Linked DNA regions of Homo sapiens: all the other regions are linked to region 3. The links are chromatin loops, found by intact Hi-C in ENCODE. Cell type or tissue: heart left ventricle. All regions are shown on one strand. Each heading gives the region's core, and the rest is flanking DNA. Links, peaks and the distances in the headings are about the cores only.

What was found. Hi-C counts contacts between places; a loop is a spot of excess contacts. Peaks named below come from ENCODE experiments on the same cell type or tissue, not always from the same donor. Only the 100,000 strongest peaks of a DNase experiment are listed, where the experiment ranks them.
Region 1: it touches region 3 in a loop (2.4-fold over the local background); 9 of 110 quality-filtered maps call a loop at or near these places.
Region 2: it touches region 3 in a loop (3-fold over the local background); 7 of 110 quality-filtered maps call a loop at or near these places.

What each region holds. Positions count from the first base shown.
Region 1 is chr5:171,747,144-171,752,520 of GRCh38, forward strand. No RefSeq gene overlaps it. Among named protein-coding and RNA genes, the nearest start is that of SMIM23, 36 kb to the right of the region's middle. RefSeq lists an enhancer at 3,434-3,933. In heart left ventricle, for the core only: a CTCF peak has its summit at 3,243; DNase peaks (open chromatin) are centred at 3,338 and 3,458.
Region 2 is chr5:171,735,094-171,740,470 of GRCh38, forward strand. LOC105377724 (a long non-coding RNA gene) reads right to left here and starts at 2,720. Exons shown (of 5, transcript XR_001742983.2): 1 at 1,884-2,720; 2 at 921-1,236. LOC105377723 (a long non-coding RNA gene) reads left to right here and starts at 3,292. Exons shown (of 2, transcript XR_941215.1): 1 at 3,292-3,376. In heart left ventricle, for the core only: CTCF peaks have their summits at 2,244 and 2,446; a DNase peak (open chromatin) is centred at 2,699; H3K4me3 peaks cover 1,652 bases; H3K27ac peaks cover 2,645 bases.
Region 3 is chr5:171,842,788-171,848,164 of GRCh38, forward strand. LOC107986476 (a long non-coding RNA gene) reads right to left here and starts at 5,331. Exons shown (of 3, transcript XR_007059052.1): 1 at 3,122-5,331; 2 at 2,719-2,907. In heart left ventricle, for the core only: a CTCF peak has its summit at 3,268; a DNase peak (open chromatin) is centred at 3,314.

The DNA of each region.
Region 1 (5,377 bases), core at 746-4,745, 96 kb before region 3:
TTCCATTTCCTTTGCTTAAGCTGCTTTGAAATAGGATTCTCTTTATCTCTAACAGCTTTGCCAAGACCCCAGGGAGTTGATGGCCAGGCTAGGGTGGAACTTACATGTCCTGACTTGATGCTGCACCCTGCTACCTGCCAAAACTACAACTCATATTTATTGAGTATTTGCCAAGCACCACGAACTCTTCTAAAGGACGTCTCATGTTATTTTTAATCCTCACAACAATCCTATGAAATAGGTCCTGTAGTAGCTCCCGTTTTGCAGAGGAGGAAACTAAGGCACAGAGATTTTAAGTAAATTGCCTAAAACCACACAGCCAGCATGTGTCTGAGCCAGCATTTGAACTCCAGAGCTCAAGCTTGTCACCACTTTGTTTTACTACCTCCCCTTCCAATTCCTCCTCCCCTCTGTACTGCCCTGTAGACTGACAAATTATCTACATGTTTTCAGTGAGTGCATCTGAACTATCTCCTGACCTCCTACGGCCCTCATAATAGCTCCACCTGGCAGCTACTCACTGCCTGAGGAATCCAAGAGGGCTTCCTGAAAGAGGTGCTATTTGAGTAGATTGTGTAAAGATGAGTCGGAGTTTGCCAAACATTGGAAGAAAGAGAGAGAGTGCCTTAGTCAACTGGGACTGCTATAACAGAATATCACAGACTGGGTGGCTTATAAACACCAGAAATCAATTCTCATAGTTCTAGAGGCTGGGAATTCCAAGGTCAAGGTGCTGGCAGATTCGGTGTCTGGTGAGGACCCCCTTCCTGGTTCATAAATAGACATCTCACTGTGTCTTCTCATGGTAGAAGGGACAAGGAAGCTCTCTGGGGCCTTTTTTACAGGGCACTAACCTCATTCATGAGGGCCATGCCCTCATGCCCTAATCATCTCCCAGAGACCTCACCTCCAAATACCATCACACTGGGCATTAAGATTTCAACATATGAATCTGCAGGGAACATAAACATTTTCTACAGAGAAGGGCATACTAGTCAGAGTTCATAGTTGCAAGTATAGGTGCTGAATCTGGCTTTTTTAAACAGGAAAATAATTCATTAAAAGGATGGCAGGAGCTCTCAAAACTGCTGGGAGGGATGGATAACCACGTTCTAGGCAACAAAGCTGAGAGCATTGCCCTAAAGCATGTCACAGAACTGATCCAATGAGGATATCACTGCCACCTCACCCCCAGCACAGGACACCACAGCTTCCATCACCACAGGGGGTTCCCCGGGTCCCTACTATTCTGCTTCAACAGTTCCTGATGTCAAGGCCATGCCAAGTACATCTGATTAGTAGAGTCCGGGTGACATGCCACACCCTAGCTGCAAGACAGGATGAGAAAGTAGGAGTTGGAATTCTGAGCTCTTATTCCAGGGAATAGACTCTGCACTCACCAAGACTCACAGGAAGGGCATTCAGCTGCTGGGGGCCAAAGACAATGTCAAGCATCTACTACAAGGGGCATTGAAGGCAAAGGGAACAAATCGTGCAACGGTACAGAAAGCGTATGCTTGCCTTGGCTCAGAGCGATGAGATGGTCACTGGGCTCCTTAGAGTATATATTTAGTGCTGAATTCTGCCTCCCGAATTGCCGTTTGGACAGCTTGCCTTTGCATTTCAACGTCTTCTGTCTGCAAGGGCAGACTCAGTTCTTGACAGACCTCAGAAGGCCTGGAGGGGGGCCAAATGCTCCAGAAAGAGTCAAATGCTGCTGAGAAAAAGGAGGAGGTAAGAGTGGTAGAAGGACAGCAGTGGAGAGAGGAGGAGGAAGCGGAGAGCAAGCTCAAGTGTAAAGCCATCACTCTCCTCCAGCCAAAGTTCTGGCTCGTGGCCACCATGCAGATCCCTTTTTCCAAGGCCCAACTCCCAAGAAGAGCAACTTCACCAAAGGAGCCCAGCATTCATAGAAGGTCACCCTTGCTCATGAAACCTACCCTTTCCCAAAAGACACGGAAGTCCTGCTGAGAACAGTTCTTCTTAAAGGGCCAGCTGCCTCCAGTCCAGTCCTCTAAGGCCAAGGCCTTCTCTCATGTGATGCTCAGGGAAGGGGCAGTGACATCTTCTCTAGCTCCTCATTCCTCCCCCAGCCATTAACAACCTGACTAGAAACCCTCCCCCAGGCTCTGGTCCACAAGAAGCCAAATTGAACTAATGTCAGATGGTAGCAACAGCATAGCCAGAGCCCCAGCTTTCTGCTGGAAAGATGTGAGGCTGCTCCAGCCAGGGCAGTGACCCATCAAGCCTCTGCTCATTCTCCCTGCCTTGGAGGGCAGCAGCCATGGGGGCTGGTTCTCAGAGATGCTGAGGGACAAATATCAGACAGGGCTGGAGAGGGTGGGGATGACCAGAGAAGGAGGCCTGAGTTCAGAGTATTGGCTTTCGTCCCCGCAGCCACTTGACCCCAGCTACTCCTTGTCCCAGTGCCCTGTCTTTGCTCTTGAAACAGCAGTCTGCACAGTGGTCTGAACCAGAAACCAGAAGCCACCCTCAGCTCCTCCCTCTTCCACAAACCTAATACCCAAACACCTCTCAGACCCATCACTGCCCTCCCTTGCCTCTGCCATCACCCCAGCCCAGACCAACCCCACAGACCCCACGAGGCTCTGGCCTGAGCCGCCTCCTAACCTTCTCTGCCTTAGTCCCTGTGACTCCCCTTCCGGTGCCCAGACCTCCGGCCAAGCAGCTGACCTCAGTGGTCTCTAGTTTTGCCATCTCTAAATGATCATCTCCATGGTCCCAGAATGGTGGGCAATTTTTCCTGTGGTCCTAGCAGAATGCTCCTGTACAGGAAAGCGCTGAGATTTCTCTCTATTCACCTTAAGGTCTTAATTCCCAGACTGAGGCAATTTTACCAACCCAGGAGACATTTGGCAATGTCTGGAGAGTTTTTTTGGTTGTCACAACTTAGAGAAGCATGCTGCTGGCATCTAGTGCATAGAGAGCAAGAATGTTGTTAAAAATCCCACAACCCCTGCCAGTGAAGCATTATCCCACCCCAAATGCCAGCAGTTGAGAAACCTCACATAAAGGTGAAACTGTTCAACTCACTTCCTGGTGGCCCCTCCTAGGCCTCCCAGAGACCGCCACAAAGGTTTGCCCACCAGCACTCCCATCATCCCCTCTCTCGGGCCCTGAGTGTTCCGCCTGGGCCATCACCCATGACTTTCAGGCCTGGGCATCCCCTCCAGGCAGGGAACATGGATGTCCCAGCCCCCAGCCTCACCGCCACTAGAGGTCCTCCTAGCAGGGCCTGTGCCACCTTGGCAGCCCTCCCAGCAGATCCTGGGAGACACGAGACCCAGTGACTCTGACCATTCAGAGACTGGTCCTTCTCCAAAGAGACTGGAGAGGCAAGCGCCTTCGCTGGTGCCAAGAAGAAGGGCCAGGCAAGGGCCTCTCCCTGGGAGTCACTCTGCTTTGGGCAAAAAAATACGCTAAACAAGAACAAAGCCTGAGTCATTCCTTCTGTCTCCTAGGGCCCAGTGTCACACTCACTGCCAGGAGGGTTAGCCAAGGTTGGGGCTGCAGATGGCTGGGGTTAAATGCAGGAAGCTGGGACAATGCTGGCTGGAGCCACCTCCTAACCTTCCCTGCCCTACCCCCTCTGGTTCCCCTTCAGGCGCCCAGCCCTCCAGCCAAGTGGCTGACCCCTGGTTCTGCCTTCCTGCCTCCAGGCCTTTGCTCACAGCAGGCCCTTCCACTGGAAGGCGTGACCCCTGCTAATTCTACACATGCGGATCCTACCTATTAGGTGCCGCCAAGGAAGGCCCCTGAGTCCCCTCCACTAAGAGATAACATAGCATTTTGAAGGCATACGTTCCCCTTGGTTTCTAGTTACGACTGTTCATACATCACCCTTCCTAATGGACGATGACATTCCCAAGGGCAGGAGATGTCCCATTACTCTCTTAGCCATTGATGCCTAGTACAGGGCTGGGCCCACAGGAGATGGACAACTAGTAGAATAAATATGCCACCTCAGCCATGATCCCTCCTTCCTCTTAGCTTTCTCGTGAGCTCTTCCCTCTGCCTGGAACACCATTCCCACCACCCACCACCATGGTCCGTCTCCCCTTACTGGCTTAAGAGAGTCGCTTCCCTGAAGAGGCCTCCCCAGTTCCCTGGCCCAGGTAAGTGCCCTGCAATATGAACCAATAACAGCTGTGCATCTTTTTTTTCTTTTTTTCGTAGCTTTTGACACATTGCAATTAGGCACTCACCTAACCACCTTCTACTTAGGGAGTTTCCCTGCATTAAGAAACTCTCTCTAGTCTCTCCCTCTGGGTAACGTGAAACTGATGCCCAGAGCAGGCTGAGCACTCATGCCTGCCGAGCCTCAGTGCTCTTCATACTGGGCCCCCTTCCCAACCACATTCCCCTTCCCTTCGTCTTTTCTGGCAGAGCACATATCCCTATAAAGAGGCTGAAAATGCCAGTCACCTGCTTTCCCAGCCTCCCTCGCAGCTGGAACACAGACGTGTGACCAATCCTGGCCAATGAGACCAGAGGAGGAGCAGCTGGGGGCTTCTGGGAAAAGTTTCCTTTCCCTCTTTTTTGTTGGGTGAAATTGTGTCCACTTGTAACAACTGCTAGATGTGGAAGCCATTTTGCACCATGAGCGGAGACACTCCTAATTCTCAGAAGATCGCAGAAAGAAGTCTATGGAAAATACCTGTGACCTTGAGGAGGCTGCTGAGCTACTGCAGCATCTCAAGGGCTTCTCCGTCTCTAGACATCTTCCTACATAAAATAATAAATGTCCTATTGGGTTAAGCTGGTGTTTTTCACACTGTGGGTTGCACTCCATTAATGAGACATGAGATTATATTAGTGGGTCATGATTAGCATTTCTAATAGAATTAAAATAGGAAAGAATAGACAAAAATATTAGGTAGCATCACATAAAGTAAAGGTAAGTGCTGCTTGTGAAAATTTGCTTCAGTTTATACTCTTGCATATGTGCTAAGGGACAATTTAAAATGCGTTTTTTTACTATGCACTGAGAGTTTTTTGAAAGCAAAGCTTAAAACTTGTTTCAGTTAAAGATTCTGTTCCTTGCAGACAAATGCATTATGTCCCATAGAGGTATCCTTCAGCAACCCCAAAAACTTCCACTCTCACCATGTGAGTTGTTTACTGACCAAGAGACCATTGCATTTGCTGTCTAAATCATTTATGGCAGATGTATTCAGTACTGTCATTACATAACTTAATTAAATATTATGCCAACGAATGAAATAAGAGCATTAAAGAAACATTGCTGTTTCTAAGTTGACCACTTTGGAAAGAATCAATAAAGGCAAGTCTCAGAAAACATATCTGTTGGATGGAGGTGAGGAGAAAACTCCAAACAACTGGCAACAAGAGCCAC
Region 2 (5,377 bases), core at 497-4,496, 110 kb before region 3:
TTGTATGACACTGAAGTGTTAATGATTGTTACACAGCATTAGTGTGGCAACAGATAACCGATACACTGTCCCCACCAAAAGCATCAGAGAGCCCCAGAGCCAGCAGCCTTGGTGGATGGTGCTGAACTTGTAGAGTCATACGGAGATGAGGCAGGAGGTGGTGCCAAAATCTTGGTGGAGGCCAAACTTGTGGAGACACAGAAACCACAGGCCAGGCACAGTAGTTCACATCTGTAATCCCAGCACTGTGGGAGGCTGAGACAGGTGGATCACCTGAGGTCAGGAGTTCGAGAGCAATCTGGCCAACATGGTGAAACCCCATCTCTACTAAAAATACAAAAAAATAGCTGGGCATGGTGGTGGGCGCCCGTAATCCCAGCTACTCGGGAGGCTGAGGCAGGAGAATTGTTTGAACCCAGGAGGCGGAGGTTGCAGTGAGCCAAGGTCACACCATTGTACTCCAGCCTGGGCAACAAGAGTGAAACTCCATCTCAAAAAAAAAAAAAAAAAAAAAAGCAAGAAAGAAAGAAAAAGGAAAAAGATAAAGAAACCACAAAGAGGCAGGGAGGCTGGCCTGCTGCCTCCCAGAGAGAGCAGAGATGGGACCACAAAGGGAGAAATGGGAAGACGAGCTGTCAGCCTGCTTTCTAGTTCCCACAGGTTGAGCTTTACTCTCTGTGCTTTCTTCTGATGAGAATCCCCTTCTTAATCCTCAGTTAGTCACCCTTTTATATGAGTGATTTTAAATGGGTTTCTGTTCTTTAAAGCCATCCTTTATTACTATGGGGTAGATAGAGCTCAATGTTTGCCACCCTATAAAAAAAGAATGAACTTCACATATACATGGGAGCCCAAACACTACCCAGAGCTTGACCACATGGTGAGAAGCATCAGGATATAGTTCTAGGATCTATGCTCACCTCCACCAGCAAAGCCACTGGGGCTTCTAGTAGGCACCATTTTCATTTCACCCCAGCAGGTCTTCTTGAAACTCAGCCACACAGATAATTCAGGTGTCCGATCATCAGACCCATCTCCAGGTCTGCACAGCAAAGGCAGCCACTGAAACCTTCCCCAAGAAGTCTGAGATTCGGTCCTGAAAGCAGATCCATTTCCACAGAATGGCTGTGGGTCCTTCCAAACCTGCGATTCCCAAGTGGTCAGGGTAGTTGGGCAATGAAATATGAACTCAGCTTCCAGTTGCTGAACGCATGCATCCAGTTTGAATGTGGATTTCTGCAATTCGGTTGACAAAAGAGTGTGTGATAGGGTTTCTTTTTCCTGCACTCTCAACTACAGATTTACTCAGATGTCTTTTCACATCATTAAGAAAGTACAAAGCTGGGCGTGGTGGCTCACACTTGTAATGCCAGCACTTTGAGAGGCCAAAGCGGGAGGATTGCTTGAGCCCAGGAGTTCGAGGCCAGCCTGGGCAACATGGTGAAAACCCAACTCTACAAAATAAAAAATAGAAAATTAGCTGGGCGTGGTGGCATGCCTATAGTCCCAGCTACTTGGGAGGCGGAGGCGGGAGGATCACTTGAGCCCAGGAGATCAGGGCCGCAGTGAGCTATGATCACACCACTGCATTCCAGCCTGGATGACAGAGTGAGACCCTGTCTCGAAAAAAGAGAATAAAGAAAAAAATAAAGTATAGTTATGAGGAGTCACTGGAGAGGCGGTTGGGGCATGAAGGCTGGGGGATTGTTCAACAGGTCAGGCCTCTTGGAGGTTCTAAAATCTCAAAATTCTTGGATTTGAGGAATTCCAAAATTTCCCCCAGAAAGCTGCATAAAAGTAAATGGGTTCTTCATACGCAGCTCAAACTTCTCTCAAATATCCCCAAACTGACAATAGAAAGGCACAAATATGAAAGAACTCACCATTTCCATGGATTTCCTCTGCCCTCACATCTTGCAATGAATCTCATCTGTGGAATTCACAGCACAGACCTTTCTGATACTTGAAGGATGAAAGGAGAATCTGGTGGCCTCATTTTCTGACTCAAGGAAAGGGTTAAAACCATTTTTCCTTTTCCCTGCAGGTGCCCCCTCTGGGGCAAATGAACTCAGCTTTTCCATGTTTAGAACAAAGGCCTCAAATTCCTTCCTGGCAGGTGTTCATGTATGTGAGCAAATTAGATTTTGAAAGTCTTTTTTGCCACAAGTCTCAGGCCATCAATGTAGGCTGTATGTTGGAAGTCCCAGGCTAGCCAGCGCCACCTCTCCGAGGCACTGCAAGCTGGAGCAGAAGAAAAAGGCAAGTAAGAAAACATGGAATTCAGAATCAGAAAAGCCTGGCTTCAAATTCCAGCATTGCCACTCTGCAGCTGGGCAACTTTTGACACATCACCCAGCTCCCTGAGCCTCAGTGTCCTCATTTGGAAAACAGGGATAATAACGCTTTCCTCACCGGGGTGTTTGAGGATCTGACAAGATGTCACATGTCAAGTGTCTGGCTCTTACTTAGTATTTAATAAGTGGTTGTGTGTTATGCTGGGTTCTTGATTGCAAGCCATGTGGTAATCAAGTGGAATTTATTGGAAGGCTATCAGGGGCTCATAGAATTGGCAGAGAAGAGTGATGAAGTCTGGAAAATGGCCAGAAACCAAGGGCTTGCCAGAGAGTTAAGCAACAGGGGCCTTAGCAAGGTCACGAGAATGGGTGGCCAGCACGCCACCGCTGCCGCTGGCCTGGAGAGCCTCCAGCCGCTCCTCCCGGCCCCAAATCACTCACTCAAGGGTCCAAGTCCTGGAGGGAACATGTGGCTACCCTAGCCTGGATTATGTGCATACCGTTTGGTTGCAGCTGGAGAAGAGAGGGGGAGAACTGGGTGTTTGTGCTTCTGTGTAAGGGGCAAGTTCATCACCCACTGTGCCGTGATGGCACACAATGGAGGGTGGGTCTCCATAGGGAATGGAAGTGCTGCTGGCCACTGAACAGTCCCAAGCCCACAAATGCTCACCACAAACGTTACTATTTAAATCCAGAAGAGAAGGCAGGTGCTTCTTGATAAAACCAGGGCAGAGTTACATGGTGTGGAGGAAAAGGGTGGGCTTGAGTTTCTGGCAAGCTCCATATGTAAGGGTTAAAATCACCTGAGGTGAGGGACTCTAAGAGGCGCAGTGCTCAAACCTCCACTTGTACTGACTGTGTGACCTTGAGCAAGTGATTTCAGCTCTCTGAGCTTCCGAGCTCTGAAGGCCCAGTTAGATGATACACCTAGAACACGCCTGGAACGAGAGCGGGTACATGGCAAACACTAAGGAAGATCTAGCTACGGTGATTGCAGTGTCTTCTGTTTAGAGAAGAGGACTGGCTTCTCCTGCACCTGAGGCCTGGAGGGTAAAGCAGAGGAGCAGAAGCAATAAACATGGGTAAGTGAGACTGATGTGTCTGGGGAAGTAAACAGCTTTCTCAGAGAGGCTCAGCCCCCTGTTAAGGGAGCTGAGTCCAAGCTCCTCTGGGGCTTCCAGCAATAACACACTGTTATGAGCAACTCCACGAGCCTGGGGCATGAATTTCTCGCCTAACATAAAGATGTCTCTGAACCTAAAATACTCCCCCAAATCACACTCAGTTCTGTCCTCGGAGGTTTTCCAGGGACATTGAGCAACTTACCTATTTTGCAGCTCGGAGCTTCCCCATCCCACCCACTCGTGACTCTGCTGAAATGTCACAGGAATCTCCTGCCCAGCTTCTTGTAACCCGAGAGTTGCCAAGGGCAGCTACCCTACGGAAAGAGATTCTGGTTCAGAGAAAATATTCTAGACAGAGCCGACATACATGTCTCTTTCTTTTTTCTGGAAGATGATTTTCCACAGTGAGCCACAAGATCCTTTTTCTAAATGAGAAAATAACAGCTTGCATGTAGCAATTGAGAGTCATCTACCCCTTATTAACCCGCAGCATTAATTAATTACTTATTCTACATGGCTCACTATCTTACACACCCTTTGAGGGATGATGGGGAAACACCAAACAAACGTAGGATTTGGTTGTCACTCATTTTCTCCAGGGTTCCAGGTTTCCCACCTTCACTGATTCCCAACAACATAACACAGTGTTACCTTATCGCATCCTCATCACATCCTCCTAGAAACCCTTGATTGGCTTTCCATTACCTTCAGGGGCCTCTTAGCACCACGTACAGTCTTCCAGGCCTGGCACCTGCCCACTTCTCCAGTCTTTCTTCTTTCCCCATCCCTCACGTCTTCTACTCTCCAGCCATTCGCTCATTCACTTTCCATTCATTCATTCTTCAAATGCGTACTGGGCAGCCACTCCAAGTCAGATGCTGTGTTAGCTGCTAGAACCACAGTGCACAGTGGGGGGACAAGACAAACAAGAGCCTTTCTCTTAAGAAGCTTACATGCCAGGGAATGTAAATAACAATGAGAGAAAGAAAGAGATGAGAGCATTTCTTTCTTTCTGTGAAAAGTGTTGCTAGGAGAATGCCACAGGGCGATGTGATTGAGAGTGAATGGAAGAGGCCGTGTGCCTTTAATTGGGTGGCCAGGGAAGGAAGGCATGAGTTGAGAACCAGCCACTCCAAATTTCTTGCAGTTCCATGATCGTCCCAGGTTTCGTCTATCCTCTGTGCACGTGCATACGCCACTGCCTCCTCCAAAATGCCCACTCCACCCCAGCCCCACAATCCCTCGTCTACTTGTAATCCTGGCTCAGTTTCATCTCCACAGGGAAGCCATTCCCAGTCTGCCAAGGGCTGACTTGGGCACCCCTTCTCAGTGCTCCCCAGATTCCCTGAGCCTTAGTGCCCACTCCACACCTACTCCATCCCTATGACGCCCAGCATCAAGAGAGCAGGACCCAGAAGTCACCCTTGCTTCACGGCGAGTACCTTGGGAAGGAGAGAAATGCTAAAGCAGGATTGGAGGGCACCCAGTTGGGGTCTGAGCTTGGTGGACATCAACGATTTTTCCAGCAATTTTTGTTTGATTAAATCCCAAAGGACATTTTTTCCTCCAACTCTTTTTCCTTTAGCATTTAAGCCATATGGTTCTGATTCATTTATACTTAACTAATTACATTGGTTTGGTTAGAGCTATTTGATGTCCGTGAGTCTTCTGAGCCTTTTCATACAATTTTCTAACTCTTTTTACTGTGAAGCCCAAAGTGGTCTTTTGCCAGCTGTAAACAGCACCAGAAGGTTACTGTTTGGTCTCGGTTTGGTCACTAGGCTGAGGCCCTGTGGTTACAAGGCCTCTGAATTTGGCAAAATGTGTTTTTTGACTCCCAGTGAAATTCTAAGAAGGTTCTCAGAAAAATATTGAGATGAGAACACATAAATAAGATATCCAGCTCTGGAGCAAGGCCCCTCCCTTTAGAGAAGCCCCCGTTGGGGTCATGGCTTCCGC
Region 3 (5,377 bases), core at 916-4,915:
TGCCCCTGTCCCTGCATTCGTTCGTTCATTCATTCAAGCAACCAACACCTGTTGAACCCTCATGCTGTGTCTGGCCTCACCTGGGGCCACAGAGAATGCCTGACACAGTCCCTGCTACTCAAGGTTTCCAATTCTCCCCCTCTACCTTCAGCCCCACACCCCCACTCCTCAGTTGATCACACCCATCCTCCCATCAGGAGCAACCATGACAGCAGTGTTACCCCAAGTGCTGGATTAGACTTCCTCCCTCATTTCTGGAATGTAACCATCTGGAGAGGAGATGGGGGCCGGGAGCTGCCTAGGTCCCCTCCTGCCCCCAGCAGCCAGCCTCCCACTTCCTCTTTGCTAACAGAACCCCAAGTGTTAGCAGGTGCCCTAGGGGATGCACGCTTGATCTAAGAAAGCCAGGCACTCCCATTCCCCTTCATTGACTGATCCTTTCCCTTTCCTTATAGCTAGAGATGGTCATGTAATCCAGTTCTGGTCAAAGACACGCCTGGACTCTGCAGAACCTCTGTTCTTCTTAGTAAATGAGGAGCCCCTACTTTCTGCCTCGAACACAGCGTCCGAAGACATGATGATCCAAGCTGTGGTAGCCTCTTGACTGTGAGGGGATATGTCTGGACTCTTCAAGGAAATACATTGAGGACAGCAGAATAAAGAGAAAGAGAGAGTTTGATGCTAACTTCAAGTCATTGGACCAACCTGGGATTGACTGCCGGCCTGCAGATATCTAGTATAAGATGTTGGCTGTGTGCCATGGCCCATGCCTGTAATCCCAGCACTTTGGGTTGGGAGACCGAGGCAGGTGGATCACGAGGTCAAGAGATCGAGACCATCCTGGCCAACAAGGTGAAACCCTGTCTCTACTAAAATACAAAATATTAGCCAAGCATGGTCACGTGGGCCTGTAGTCCCAGCTACTCGGGAAGCTGAGGCAGAGGAATCGCTTGAACCCAGGAGGCGGAGGTTGCAGTGAGCCGAGATCACAGCACTGCACTCCAGCCTGGCAACAGAGCAAGACTCTGTTTAAAAAAAAAAGATGTCTTGATTGTATAGGCCTCTGTTAGCTGGTTAATCCTATTTGCTTACAGCAGAATGCATCCCAATGAATACAACAGGTATACGTGCAATGAAAGAGAGTTCAGTCCTAGGGAGACTGCAAGGGGGAAAAAGTAGGCTCTGGGGTAAAATAATTAAATAATTCTTCCTTTCATGGTGGTCATGAAATGGTAGCTAACATTTATTTGCTTTGTGTTTTTTTTTTTTTCTTTGTGAAGCACCTGTCTGCTATTGGTGCTATATGTTTTTGAAAATTCATTTTTACCTCTCCAAGCCCATTTCCTCACTGGATTCATGGAAAGATGAAGGAGAGACTGCATGTGAAAAGGGTGGACATACTTTCTGTCTGGCTGGCTGCCTGTCTTGTTCACTGCACTTTCCCAGCACTAGATAAAGTTTTTTTTATTTTGTTGTTTTATTTTTAGAGACAGGGTCCCACCATGTCATCAAGGTTGGAGTGCAGTGGCACAATCACAGCTCACTGTAACCTCAAATTCCTGGGCTTAAGTGATCCTCTCGCCTCAGCCACCTGTGTGGCTGAGACTACAGGGACACACTACCACTCCAGGCTATTTTTTAAAATTTTTTGTCAAGACAAGATCTCGATATGTTACCCCAGCTGGTCTCTAACTCCTGGCTTCAAGCAATCCCTCCCACCTCAGCCTCTCAAAGCACTGGGATTACAGGCATGAGCCATCCCTAGTTAAAATTTGGTAAAGAATAAAGCTCTTTCCCTCCGGCTTATAAAATCAGGACTCAGTAGTTATTGCCAAATGTGCCCCATTGGTTAATTTGGATCTTTCCCCATTCCTTGCATGTCCATTGGCCATTCGGGCTTCATTCCTAGAATATATATTTTTTGGGGGAGATGGGGTGGTGGGGATGGAGTGTTGGTCTGTCACCCAAGCTGGAGTGCAGTGGTGTGATCTCGGCTGACTGCAACCTCCGCCCCCTGGGTTCAAGCAATTCTCCTGCCTCAGCCTCCCAAATAGCTGGGACTACAGGTGCCCACCACCACGCCCGGCTCATTTTCGTGTTTTTAGAAGAGACGGGGTTTCACCATGTTGGCCAGGCTGGTCTCAAACTCCTGACCTCAGGTGATCTGCCTGCCTCGGCCACCACACCCGGCCCACTCTTAGAATATTTAATGAAGATTATCTTGATAAATGTTATCAAAACATTCAATTGACAAACACCAAATCAGTGTTTTTATTTATTTATTTATTTTTTGCTTGTTCCAAAGTACTTTCTGTATATATGATTGCACTGCCTAAGTGTTGTTCTCTCTTTGCATATGAGAAAACGAAAGCTTAGAGAGGTCAACTGACTTTCCCAAGGTCATTTGCTGATAATAGAATCAAAGGACAAGAGGCCAGGCTCTCTTGTGCTGAGCCCTGGCCTGGCTCCCCACTGCCTTGGGGTGGTGGGGTAGGGCCTAGTGGGGAGGTGATGCTGAAGGTGGTGTGGGTGATGGATGGCAGTGCCGCAGGGCTCTTCTTTAAGGAGGCCCACCCCTGCCTTTCACTTCCTGCTCCAGCTCCACATGCCCTGTCATTTAAGCCTCAGCACTTTGAGAGGCCTCGAAGGCCGACCCCGTGACTCCCCCAGAAATGCCTGTGCTTCCTTCCCTGTCATCTCAATGCAGAGAGCGCTCACCTCAGCAAGTTCAGACTGTGCAGGCTCGGGAGGACCTTCCGCTCAGCCAGGAGCATGGCTGGTTTGTCTCTGGATCCTCAGCACGCAGCGGGCAGCCCAGAGCTGGGCAGGGCGTTGCTGCTCCATGCGCTCTGCACTGACTTGATGACGTAGAGAGAGAGAAGGCCGCCTGTTTCCCAGGTGGAGAAACTGCATGGGGAGAACATTTTTTTCTTAGACACCTGGGGAATGAAGCGTTAACTAAGGTGATACAACTTGGAGTCCGGGAAAGGGGATTTGGGCAGAGGCTGTGGAGGGGCCTGTGGGGTGGAGAAGGCTGCAATGATCCCAGGTCCCCAGGAAAGAGTGGATCCACCTGTGTGCAGACTTTCCCCACCCTAGGAAAACAGGATGCAGGCCTTACCTCCTGTCTTTGAGCCAAAAGGAGGGAGAGCCACCACCTGAGTGTCCCATATGAGACTGCTTTGCCCCAGGAAGGGGGAAAATCCTATGTCACTGCCAAGAAGGTCCAGCTAGCTTCAGTAGAGAAATCATGACATCCAGTGGACATATGTGTCATCCCCAGGCTCAGGCAATGGCCTCCAGCCAGGAGGCCTTCTAGGGCTGGGCCAACAAGGCACTGTGGAGTGAGCGCTGGGAGGCTGAGTCTGAATCCTGATTTTGCCTCTTAGCTACGTGACTTGGGTAAGTCTCTTCCCCTCGCTGGGGCTCTGTTTCCTCCACTGAAGTGGAGAGTGTCTAAAAGCATGTTTGTGAACTGTGATGCAAATAGGTTCTCCCATGATCAGAAGCTGTGTTTCTTGCTAGGAGTAGTTTCAAGGCAGTGCTACCTAGGAGAGGGAGGGCAAGCTTGAATGATGAAGCACGTAACCATCTCCCCGGGCACTCCTGCACAAATGGCTCGCAGCTGCTCCCAACCCTACAGGCTGTTGCCAGGATAAGATGAGACCTCTTGTGGGTGCACAGGCAACGGCACTCCTGAAATATGGGGATGCAGATGTTCCCACCCTGGGACACAGGATGAAAGCGCTGGGTGTCAGCGCCTGTGAAAACCTGCAGAGGGCCTCAAGGGATCCGCATTTCCTGAGCGGGGCTCCTGCAGACCTCCCACTACATCCAGGCTGACATCTCACGGGGCTCCAGGGCCAGCACCAGACAGAGGTCAAGGCCACCGTTTGGTAGAGCAGTCATCAGACCCAGGGAGCCAGGCTGGAGAGAAGGGGCAGAGCCAGAAGAGAGCCCCCCATCCCCCGCATCCCACCTCCACCACCCAGAGAGGGAGGAGGAAACCTGAATTACAAACCCAAATCAGAGCTTAAATCCCTGAGTTCCAGCCAGAAGAGAACTGGATTAAGCAGCCTGTGGTGAGGCACATGGAGTGGGTGGGAAACCAGAGTTAACTGCGTTCTGGACACAAAGTTGCATTTTTGCACACCTGAGTTTGTGACTGAGAAATAAATATTCTCTGTTTAAGCAAAGCATCTGGACATAGTAGGCCCTCAGGAGAGCGTGCCTGCCTTTCTGTTTCCTTTCTGTCCATGAAATGAGCTCCAGATGGTGCAGAACCCCGTAGGTCCACCTCCCACTCCCAGCAGGTCTGCATGTGAGAAGGTGCTGAGCCATTCATCCAGTTCACCTTGATTTCCCAGAAGAAAAGGAATGTGTGTGACCCCTCTGAGGTGAGCCCAGTCTGGGCATGAGACTAGTTCTCAACATGAACAATAACTTTGTTGTGCACCTACTATGTGCTGAGCACTTTACAGGCAGCGTCTCATCCCCCAGCAAACCTGAAGGGAAGTGTCATCCCCCACACTGACTTTACCCCCTTTGAGGGGGTGTAATGTTCTTTCAAGCTGCATACGCTTAGGAAGTTGAGGCACTGGAGTTTGAGCCTGGTTTCTGGCCACTTTCTCCCAATAAGGACTCTGGGCTTAGCCATATTCACTGAACCCTGGCTGTGTGCAGGACCTCATGTTGCCACTTCACAGTAAAACAGGAAAAGTTAACATTTACTCAACAAGTCTTGCATGCCAGACACAGGCTCTGTGCTTTCTATACATTCTTTTATTTATTCCTCACAAAATTCCTGTGATCTCCTCTTTCCTCCCATCTTGCAGATGAGGACCCTGAGGCTCATGGAAGTTACAGAACTCACCTGGGGCCAGTCAACCACTCAGCAGCAGGGCCGGGTCTGCCCCAGGTCTGTGTAGTGTCAACGTCCTCACTCTTGGCCACTCTGTGATTCTAGGAGAGAAGCCATGCTGTAAAAGATTCCAGGTCATGCCTTGACAGGTTACAGTGACCACATCCAGGAGATCTTTAAGGCCTTAATTGTGCCCTTCAGTTCCTGTCATCATCATTATCATTATCTCCACCACCACCATCATCATCATCTACATGCCTGAAACTGGCGTATTCTTATGCCATGAACTGTAAAATATTTCATTTATTTTCCCTACTTTAACCAGCCTTGTGACCTTGTTCAAGTAACCCCACCTCTCTAAGCCTCAGTGTTCTCATGCATGAAATGGGGCCTGTAAATTCCATTTGCAAAAGGACAGTGAGCTGTTGTTTTCATCCCCAATCCCTCTCCTCCCTGAACTCCCTCCCTGAACTCCCTCTCCTTCCTCCGTGAAGTGCCCTCCGCCCCCAGGGCCTG